Linked DNA regions of Homo sapiens: region 2 is linked to region 1. The links are chromatin contacts, found by Hi-C or POLR2A ChIA-PET in ENCODE. All regions are on one chromosome and are shown on one strand. The core of a region is the stretch at or near the end of the contact, and the rest is flanking DNA. Distances in the headings are between cores, read along the strand shown. Region 1 overlaps LOC105374264 (a long non-coding RNA gene). Region 2 has its middle 33 kb from the start of LINC01991.

Region 1 (4,688 bases), core at 1,201-3,700:
AGTGAGACCTCTCCATTTTCTTTCGGCAGCTTCTTGTGAAGTCTATAATCATTTCAAAAATTACATAAATAGAAGTTCTAACATCCTGGCATCCCAGTAGATTCGCTGCACCTCCAGGAGACTGCACCCTGTTGGAGCCATGGCCTTGGTTCACCGTGAGACCTGGAGGGAGGCATTTCCACTCTTGAGGCTAATTTCCCTCATCTGTAAAATGCACAGTTTGGCCCAAAGCTCCACTCAGCTCTAAAATTCTAGGATTGTATATGCACAGTTTGGTGTAGGGAGGTGTAAATCTCACTCAGATTATGAGCCAGCTCTAGGTGGTGAAGGGAAATGTGCTCAGCTGTTTGATATAAAGTCTGCTTTCCTGGAAAATGAACTTGGAGCCATTTACCTCTTCCCATTGGCTCCTTCAAAGGGTTTTCTGACTAAGGAAACACAGAAAGTTTGAAAATATTTTCATCAAATACCTTGAAAACAGCATCACCAAAACCAAATAAAAGGAAAAGGTAACATTACTTGCTGAAGATGATGACCTCTCTACTGAACCTTCAGAGTTGATTTAGAGCACATGGAAGCTATTCTCTGCTTCCCTGACCTGTTTAGGCTGCTCAAAATGCTAGGTGCAGAGGAAAACACCCTTTTGGCAGCCAAGATGGAAGAGATATAAGTGGATTTGTAGTAAGAGTCTGGGCCTGCAGAAATTTGTGTCACCCTGACACTGAAGAGGGAAAGTTGATTGTTCTCCAATGCACAGCAATTAAAAGCTCATCTCTGGAGAAAGTCGGGAGGCAGGGGTTACATATATATATATATGTATTTTCACATCTGCAGACAATTTTTTAACCCTGGTAACTGATTGATTGGGATAATGTATTTACCTTGGATATGGAAAGCAGGAAGAACAGTTCTTGCGTGACTTTCAAGGTAGTCTATACCTTCAAGTGTTTTCAGCTATGTATCTTCTTTTGATCTTCTCTATTTTCTTGGATTTATCCTACAAAAATAACCACATGTTAATGAAAAGATAAATATATAAGTTTGCTTACTGCCACAGTGTTTGAACTTTAAAAGTCTGGAAACAATTTAAATGTCCAACAATAGAGGACTAGCGAAATTATGCCAGTGGTTTTAAACTTGACTAATGAATCAATAAAATAAGAAGAAATGACATAAGATTGACATCTTTAATTTTGTGTAATAAACATTTAAAAATACTAGTAAATAAAAATACTATTGTCCCATCAAATAAAGGATATTTTGACACCGAAAGTAAAGGGAATCCCATCACAATAAAAGGCCTCACCAGAGAAAAGATCATTGGCAAACCATGCCAACATATGAGAGTAGAGCAAGAGGGTCCTTAATGCAAAAAATGGCAAAATCTGAATAGAGTGTATAGATTAACATTAATATTGTATCAATGTTAACTTCATAATTTTGCTAATTATACTGTGGTCGTGTTAAAAGAATATCCTTGTTTTTAGGAAATACACCCTGAAGTATTTAGGAGTAAAAGGATATCATGTCTACAGCATACTCACAGACAGTTCAGAGAAAAAAAAAAAACCCTTCTATATATTTGTAGAAAAAGAACGATAAAGCAAGTGTGGTAAAAATGTTAACATTAGGGGAATATGGGGGAAGAGTATATGGAATTCATTGTACTATTTTTGCAACTCTTCTGCAAGTTTAAAATTATTTCATTATACAAAGCTAAAAATGTATATATTAAATTTTTATTTAAAATGCAGAAAAATACACTAATAAGTGTGGTGGAATGTTATAATGGTGGCGTTTTTCTTGGTATGAATTTGTTGTGCAACACCATGTCGTGTGCCACATCCAACTACTTCTGGCTCTTTTTTAAATTCACAAACTCAATTCCAAAGAAATATGTTAAAGAAATGGAAGTAACATGTGAGACTATATCACTTGATATGTAGATACTTGGCACTAAAAGTGAAGCAAGGAAGACCCCTGCCTGCTCTGCCTTTTCACCCAAGAACCTGGAGTAGGGATGGCTATGGCAAGCCTGCTGTCTGCCTCACGGTAGCAGGAGGCTTGCGGCTCAGAGTCCAGTCATGCAGAGGGCCAAATCCCCGTCTCCCAACACAGAGCGGGAATTTACCCCAGACAGGGACCACCTGCTATTTGATAGCTCATGAAATAGAGCACACACATACAATGGAACACTATTGTATTTACTTCTGGCATGCGGTCTTGGAAGTTACTTACGACAATACCTCTTTGCCCTCTCCTATCCTGTAGGGCATATCCAGATTAATCTCTCCAAAACATTTTCTGGCCCTTACTTACAAAACTTTTTTTTAAAAAAAAGACTCCTAAGCCTAACATCTAATGTCTTGCAGAATCTGGACCCACTTCTTTTCCCGAATTATTTGTCTCCTCCTATTCCCTGATTGAAGCTCCATTCCAAACATGGTATGTTAGCATACCTGGACAGAGCATGCATGTTTCACCTCAGAAGATTGCTTGTGCTCTGTCCTGTGCCTGGCATGCTCTTCTTGCTATTTTTTTCCAAATAGCAAATTCTTACCAATTTTCATCTTCAGGGCAGTATATGTAGGACACAGATTAGAACCCAAAAGAGACTAGATTCATATTGAAAAACCCATGGTTTGTGGATTTCTCTGCATTTTCGTGGATAATTTACAGACTCCAAAGAATGAAGAGCGATTGATGGAATTGTAAGCAGTCTGATTGGAATATAGATATATTTAGGGGTAGAAATCATCATTCCATACCATCATGCCTGGTAAATTTTATTAACATCAAGGCCACCCCACCCTTCTCTAATCCTACTTGTGGTCAACAATATCATTGGAATGGAATTTAAAGAATCAGCTCTTTCTACGAGATAATCCAAATTGCCCAATACAGAATTTTGAGACCGGTAAATTTAGTTCTCAGTTCTCCTCAACTGTTTCCCTTTCATTTCCTTCTTGGTTCATCCATAATGAAATAACATGTCAAGAGATGTACATTCTGGACACCAGGGCAAATAAAGACATTATTTTGTAGGTGGTGAAGCACCTCTTGGAAAAGGAAAGCAACTGCTCAAAGCCTCATGGTAATAGTGTTTGGTCTGTAAAAGCTCCTGAAGGATTATGTTTATTTTGCTCAATAAATATTGAATGAATAAATAGAGGCTGAGCTGGATCTAGAATAAGTTTCTTTTCCCCTCACCCTTGGTCCTACTCTCTTGCCAAGAGACTGCACTCTCTTTGGCCTTGTATTAGTGTGTATGCATCTGTGTCCTCTATTTTACTCTAACTTCTGGGAGAAGGAATCATGTTTTACTCATTATTGTCTTTCTCCTAATACCTGGTGAATATCTGGCTTTTAGAAGATTTTCAGTAAAGGTATATTCAATAAATATGAAAACAAATACCCATCATGTAAAATTAAAAGAAATTGGTCAGCTTTTTTTTTTTTTTTTTGGTATGGTTGGTTCATTTACATAAACTTTGCTTAACTGCATAATTTTATGAATATTATATCTACACAATGATACTATAGTAGGCTTAAGTGTTATTTCTTGCAATGTCTTTCATGACCACCCCAGATGTCATTAAAAGTTCTCTTTCTCCATTGTGTCATTGTACCTGTAATTATTTGTTGATACAGCTATGTTGGCCCACGGAGGAAACAGGATCTTTTTGAATTTGGAAACTGTCGTATTCGACTTTGTATCCACAGTATCTAATATTGAACTTAACATGCAGTGGTATACTAGGGCTGTTTTGTTTTGTTTTGAGACAGAGTCTTGTTCTGTCACCCTGGCTGGAGTGCAGTGGCACGATCTTGACTCACGGCAACCTCCACCTCCTGGGTTCATGCAATTCTCATGCCTCAGCCTCCCCAGTAACTGAGATTACAGGTGCGCACCACTGCACCCAGCTAATTTTTGTATTTTTGGTAGAGACAGAGTTTTGCCATGTTGGCCAGGCTAATCTCAAACTCCTGATCTCAGGTGATCTGCCCACCTCGGCCTCCCAAAATGCTGGGATTACAGGTGTGAACCACCACACCCAGCCATGCTAGGGTTTTTTGAATGAATGTGAATTGTTTTGAAATAAAATATAATAGTTTAAGAATATCTCAGAATGTATATGAAGGGATTTTTCTAAAGAAGAGGATCCCTGAAATCAGATAGTAATTTGATTTTGTTGTTGTGGAAGTGACTGGCCATTTGCTAATTGTCCAAATTGCTTGGTCGTGTTGTCAGTATGAAGTTAGTTTTTTAATTTGGATATTAAGGACATTTGCCTGCTCCTCACCTTTATTTCAGAAGCCCTCCTTTTCATTGGCCATTCTTTAAACTAGGAGATAAGCTACAGATTCCTATTATAAGCTTTTATGATCTTTAACAGAAACACTGCATGCAACTAAATATCTAATCTACCAGCCTTCTCAAAAGCACATATCATGCCTTTGGGGTAAAAGAAAGTTAAGAAATCATCAGGAAAAATCAGTCAATGAGATCAGTTGAGATGACTCACAACAATCTCTTCCAATTCAAACTCCTCCCACCATATAGCTGCTGCCATTTTTAGCAGTGGATAATGTCGCCTTAATTCTGCAGATAATGTAAATCTTAACTTAGACAAAGTAAAGAAACAGAATTTAGCCAGGAAATGAGAAGAATCAAAGATGTCATGACT
Region 2 (4,688 bases), core at 1,120-3,619, 65 kb after region 1:
CAATAAACAAACAGACTGAAATTTCGTTCCAGATCTTAAAATTGACCCATGCGTGGGACAGGACCCTTCCATAGACATGTTTAGGGCCAGTGACTCTGGTCTTCTCCCTACATAAATGGGACTCACCTGAGCAAAGTAGTTCTCTGTCTGTGGAAACCCTATATGAATAATGATCCCCAGCATTTATGTGGAAGAAGGCCACACTAGCCCAGGGGAAGTACTGGAAAGTATTTATGTGTCTAGAGATTCCAGCTAGTCAATGTCACAGCTAAGACTGAAACAGCTGTCTCGGGACTCAGTGTTCCAAGAGTTCCCCTGTTAGAATGTATTAAGCAGCTACTCCATGCTAGGTACCGTGCTAAACTCTTCAATACATCTTATCCCCTTTAATCTCTATTAAAAGCTCTGGGAAAGCAGGGATTTCAGCTGTCTTGTTTATAATTTTATCTCAGTCTCAAGAACATCACCTGACACTTAATAGAAGCTCATTAACTATCTGTTAAATAAATTTAAATAAGCAAATTAATGAGGGAGAGGTTAATACCCCCATTTTAAAGATTAGGAAATTAACGCTCAGAGAGATCAATGGACTTGACCAAAGTAAAACAAACAAACAATAATAGCAGAGCTAGCATTTGAGCACAGGTTTTCTGAGGTCAAGGTCAGTGCTCTTCCCAACAGAGCATAGCTGCCTCTCAGCTTAACCACCTTAAAAACCGAAAATAAAATCCAGTTTAATCCTTTCAAAAATGTAAAGTAAAATTTGTGGAGCAAGCATACATTTCTTAATGCTCATCAGTTTTTTAGCCATCCAAAGCCTTCAGAAATCATAAGTGACCGTGAATGATTTTCCCACATAAGCAATATTAAAGAGATTTAAAAGGATTCCATTCAACTGGAAAACAAAAATAAACAACAATAACTACAAAGAAAGCTTGCAAATTTCATGGATATCAGGAATGTCTTTCTGATGGAAAACATATTTCCCCCAAAGGTCCTGTGGCCCTGGAGAACACTGATTTGAAACGTAAGTAAGTAAGAGACAGAAGCTGACCGTCAGGGAACAGCGGGTTAGGAGGGCGTGCCAGCATATCTTGTGGAGGACCCATGGACTCTTCACTTTTAGTTGTCTACCTTTCCCATCCCTCTCCTCCACCACAGTTGTGCAAAGGGATAGGACGTACACTAATTCTTGAGGACCCTGTAACTGTGGACAAGGACCTCTTGACTTCAGCTTTCCCAAGTGTAAAATAGAGGGATTGTCCTAAATGACACCTAGGAGCCCTTTCCTCTCTGCCACAGCCTCTCTTTCCCTTTCCTCTGTCCTTCCCGCTTCTCTTCCACCTAGCTCTAGACGGCGCAGGCACTGGGTCCCAAAAGCGGCTTTGGGGACTCCCCGCCCTGCCGCTGCTGGAGCCTCCTCATGCAGCTGCACAGCTAACCGCTGCCTCACCCTGCACTGCTGACCACTCTGATTTACCTATGCAGATGAGGCAATAAATATACAAGATCTGCTGAAAGTGAAAAGTCCCTCATTCCTCACATTACTTTTAGCCTTCACTTTCCCTAAGCCAAGGGACAATGAATGACCAAGATAAGCCTCCCTTTCCAACACTGGCCTGCCTTAGGGACTCACCGTCTGCACTCCGCCTGCACAGGTGGAACTGAGTTCAGATGAGGGAGAATTGCTTTCCATTGTTCAGTAGGCTTTTTGTAATTTCTAGTTTTGCTTACCTTTCCTACTCACCACACACACAAAACAGTGTGAGCTTTCTCATTCTAGTGCATAAACACAGGTCGGTCAATACCCACAAGTGTTCCAAAAGGTGAGCTGGCATTGCTGCCCAACTGGGCATTATAGTCCCTTCTGTCCCTGCCCATCAGGCTTGCCTTCCTCGGCAACCTTTCTAGCTTGAATTGTACTGTGACTCCTTCTCACGGACCACTCCCGGAGACTGGTGAAAGTTGGGCCCATTCTTGAAGCCTCTGCTTCTAAATCATGTTTTCCATAAAGTCTCCCTCATCGTGCTTGCTTCCACCTTCTCCTATTTGGAATTACTGGTGGGCTCTTCCACTGTCCCATAGCAAGTGTTCTATACATTCTGAAGGCACATTTGAATATATACTTTGTCATGGTTGCTTGGAACCATGTCGTCTTTTCCAAGTAGGCTGTGAACATTCAGTGGCATGGATCATACCGTGCCCATGTTAAAATTATTCACTGGCCTGACTAAAGGTAATCATAACTCTTGATGCCGACTAATACTGCAGACACTTTTCTTTCCTACGGCTTCTACACTGGGGAAGACATATGGGGCTATATAAGGGTTAAATAGAAGCTCTGTGATTCATTCAGTCCCACCCTAAAATGCTTCTTCCAGCTTCTGTTGACTTCTCCTGTTACCAAGCATAAAACAAACATTACTGTCTCCCTCTCCCTCATACCTATTTTCTTGGTCCCCTGGGTTGCACTCCCTTGCCAGGCTCTTTTCTTTCTGATCCAGCTTTCTTTGAACATATTTATTTGCGTTTCACTCAACACGTGTCTCAAATTGCATCACCAGTTTAATTTGAGTTTTAAGCTAAGATGCTAGAGCTTTTCTCTTTCCTGTCCCAACAAGTACTCTTCATTCATGTCTTTATTAATTCTTCAGATAACTAAACAGCAGCCAAGACTTTGAGGGATGCAAATTCGAAAGTGATCCCTTTCCTGACTGCAAGGTGATCCCCGTCTGGTAGGGGAGATAGGACATGCACAGAAATAGTTAAAATACCAGGTAGATGGCAATAGGAACCCTTAAAGGGCAGGCCAAGTAATCGAGTGTTCTATACACTCCTGAGGGGGGAGGGGTCATTCCTCTGGGAAGGAAAGAAGAGGGTAGGATTAGGAAAGACTTCACAGGGGAGGTGGCATTTGAAGTGGGCCTGAAAGAGTGAGGTTGGATTTCTACTTGCAGGGTAGGAGAATTAAGCAGAGGGAGAAACACACTAGCAAAGGCTGGAGATGGAAAAGTACAGGACGAGAAGAGTGAGTCGTTTGCCTGGGTTGCAGCACTGCATGCTCAGACGGGAGCACTGAGGAATACAGCTGAACAGGTAGGTTGAGATCCATGTTGCGGGGTGGAAAGGAGCCGGAAAGGACTGGCACAGGGAGACCAGTTGGGAGGCTTTTGCAACCTCCTGAATGAGAAGTGAGAGGGCGGTGGTAGTTAAGAAAAGTAGGATGGGTGTGAAAAATGTTTCAACAGAGATGCCTAAATTCTTCCAACTCACCTTGACTAATTCTGCTTAATAATGCATACACCTGTTTTCATTGCAAGCATTGTGCTACCTCTCCCTGCCCCCACTTTAGAAGCTTATCATTTTATCTTCCAGGTGCATGACTTTCTGCCCAATTACTTGTTTTCAACCCATCAGAGCAAGTCAAGCATGCATCTCAGAAGTCTCACTGTCACACTTGGCCTAGGTTGCCCCCGTGCACTGTCTCTGTTCTCAGTATTCTGCCTCTGCATACCCACAGAACAATAGCTCTAAGTTTCCCAGACCCTCGTGTGGAGGCTTGGTCAAAAGGCGAAACCTGAAGAAATACTTTAGCACAGGATGAAGGAGGAAGTGGCAGAAGGGTAAAACCAACCCCTGTCAAACTTCACCAAGTGGCTCTGCCCCGGACTCAGCTCCACCACATCCTACTCTTATTGGGAGGCCAAGCAAGAAGGACTAAGGTGACTGGGACCTGGGCAGTGGGAGAATGGGCAGTGGGAGAAAGATCATGAGGAAGCAGAAGGGGCTTTGTTTTGGTCCAGGGAACCAAATCCAGCACTATAACCGCCACCAGTCCTGGGAGTCACTGGCAGAAAAAATCAGAACAGGGAATGCAAAGGTGCTGCTCTGCCTCTACTGAGCACCCCTCCCCATCTCTAAGACTCATTCTTATATTCTATAAAATGGGGATTATGACATCCACCTGTGTGTCCTGTTGACCTGTTTGTAAAGGTAGAATAAGGTAAGTGAGTATGAAAGCACTTTAAACATGTAAAGCACTATATTACAGGCTTTTTCTCACTCAACTGACCCTAGTCATTAGGATGGGTAGACATGACAAGAAGGAAGAAGAATGCAGATGCCGGGGAGCAGAGACTGTGAACATCTCAATTTTGCATAACAGAACTATGGTGATTGGTCTTATGGAGCAGCTAGTCCAGGTTCTCATTTGACAAGGAAGCTAAAGCCCAAAGAGGGGAAATGAATGTTCCATGGTCAAGAGATGATTCAGAGGACAAACCCTGGTCCCACGGATGCCAGGCCAGTCCTTTCTCCACCCCACACCTCTGGTTGCCCAGTGTGAAGGTCTCTAGGATGGAGACCGCAGGCCCAGAGTCCAGGCGTGCTCAATTCCTGAATTACTGGTGAGTAAGTCACACAACTGAAACTAAGGAAGAGCTTAGCATGGGGCTGGATATCAGACACCATTTCTTTAAATCATTAGGTTTAGAATCCTGGATAACCATTTCCTAAGATCCAGAGCATTCATGTCCTGAAAAGGAAGACTCAGTTTCAAGTTTCCTATTGCCCTTTTCTCCTCTATCCCCATGAATTATTTGGGCTCTGTGATAGGAGAAAAACGGATGATTCCTCTGACTAGCTAGTAGCTGTTAAGTATCAAAGGCATAGCGAGTGGCAATCCTGCA

The links. A loop is a pair of places that touch in the nucleus more often than their neighbours do. ChIA-PET counts read pairs that join two places held with the same protein, here RNA polymerase II (POLR2A). Pooled maps may share reads with other maps.
Region 2: a loop to region 1 is called in a map of PC-3, with 3 times the contacts of the local background. The contact joins two enhancer-like sites. A Hi-C loop is called at or near these places in 1 of 168 maps with a recorded cell type or tissue (PC-3) and 4 of 50 pooled maps. POLR2A ChIA-PET finds 5 or more read pairs at or near these places in 2 of 52 experiments (A549 and CD4-positive, alpha-beta memory T cell).

What each region holds. Positions count from the first base shown.
Region 1 is chr3:187,876,126-187,880,813 of GRCh38, forward strand. It overlaps LOC105374264 (a long non-coding RNA gene), which reads right to left. Exons shown (of 3, transcript XR_924813.3): 2 at 882-997. Among named protein-coding and RNA genes, the nearest start is that of LINC01991, 98 kb to the right of the region's middle. Within about 2 kb of position 2,451, at least 2 of the 41 ENCODE cell types and tissues checked have a DNase peak (open chromatin) inside an H3K27ac peak, as active enhancers do; they include PC-3, where a contact is called at or near this core.
Region 2 is chr3:187,941,427-187,946,114 of GRCh38, forward strand. No RefSeq gene overlaps it. Among named protein-coding and RNA genes, the nearest start is that of LINC01991, 33 kb to the right of the region's middle. Within about 2 kb of position 2,370, at least 3 of the 41 ENCODE cell types and tissues checked have a DNase peak (open chromatin) inside an H3K27ac peak, as active enhancers do; they include PC-3, where a contact is called at or near this core.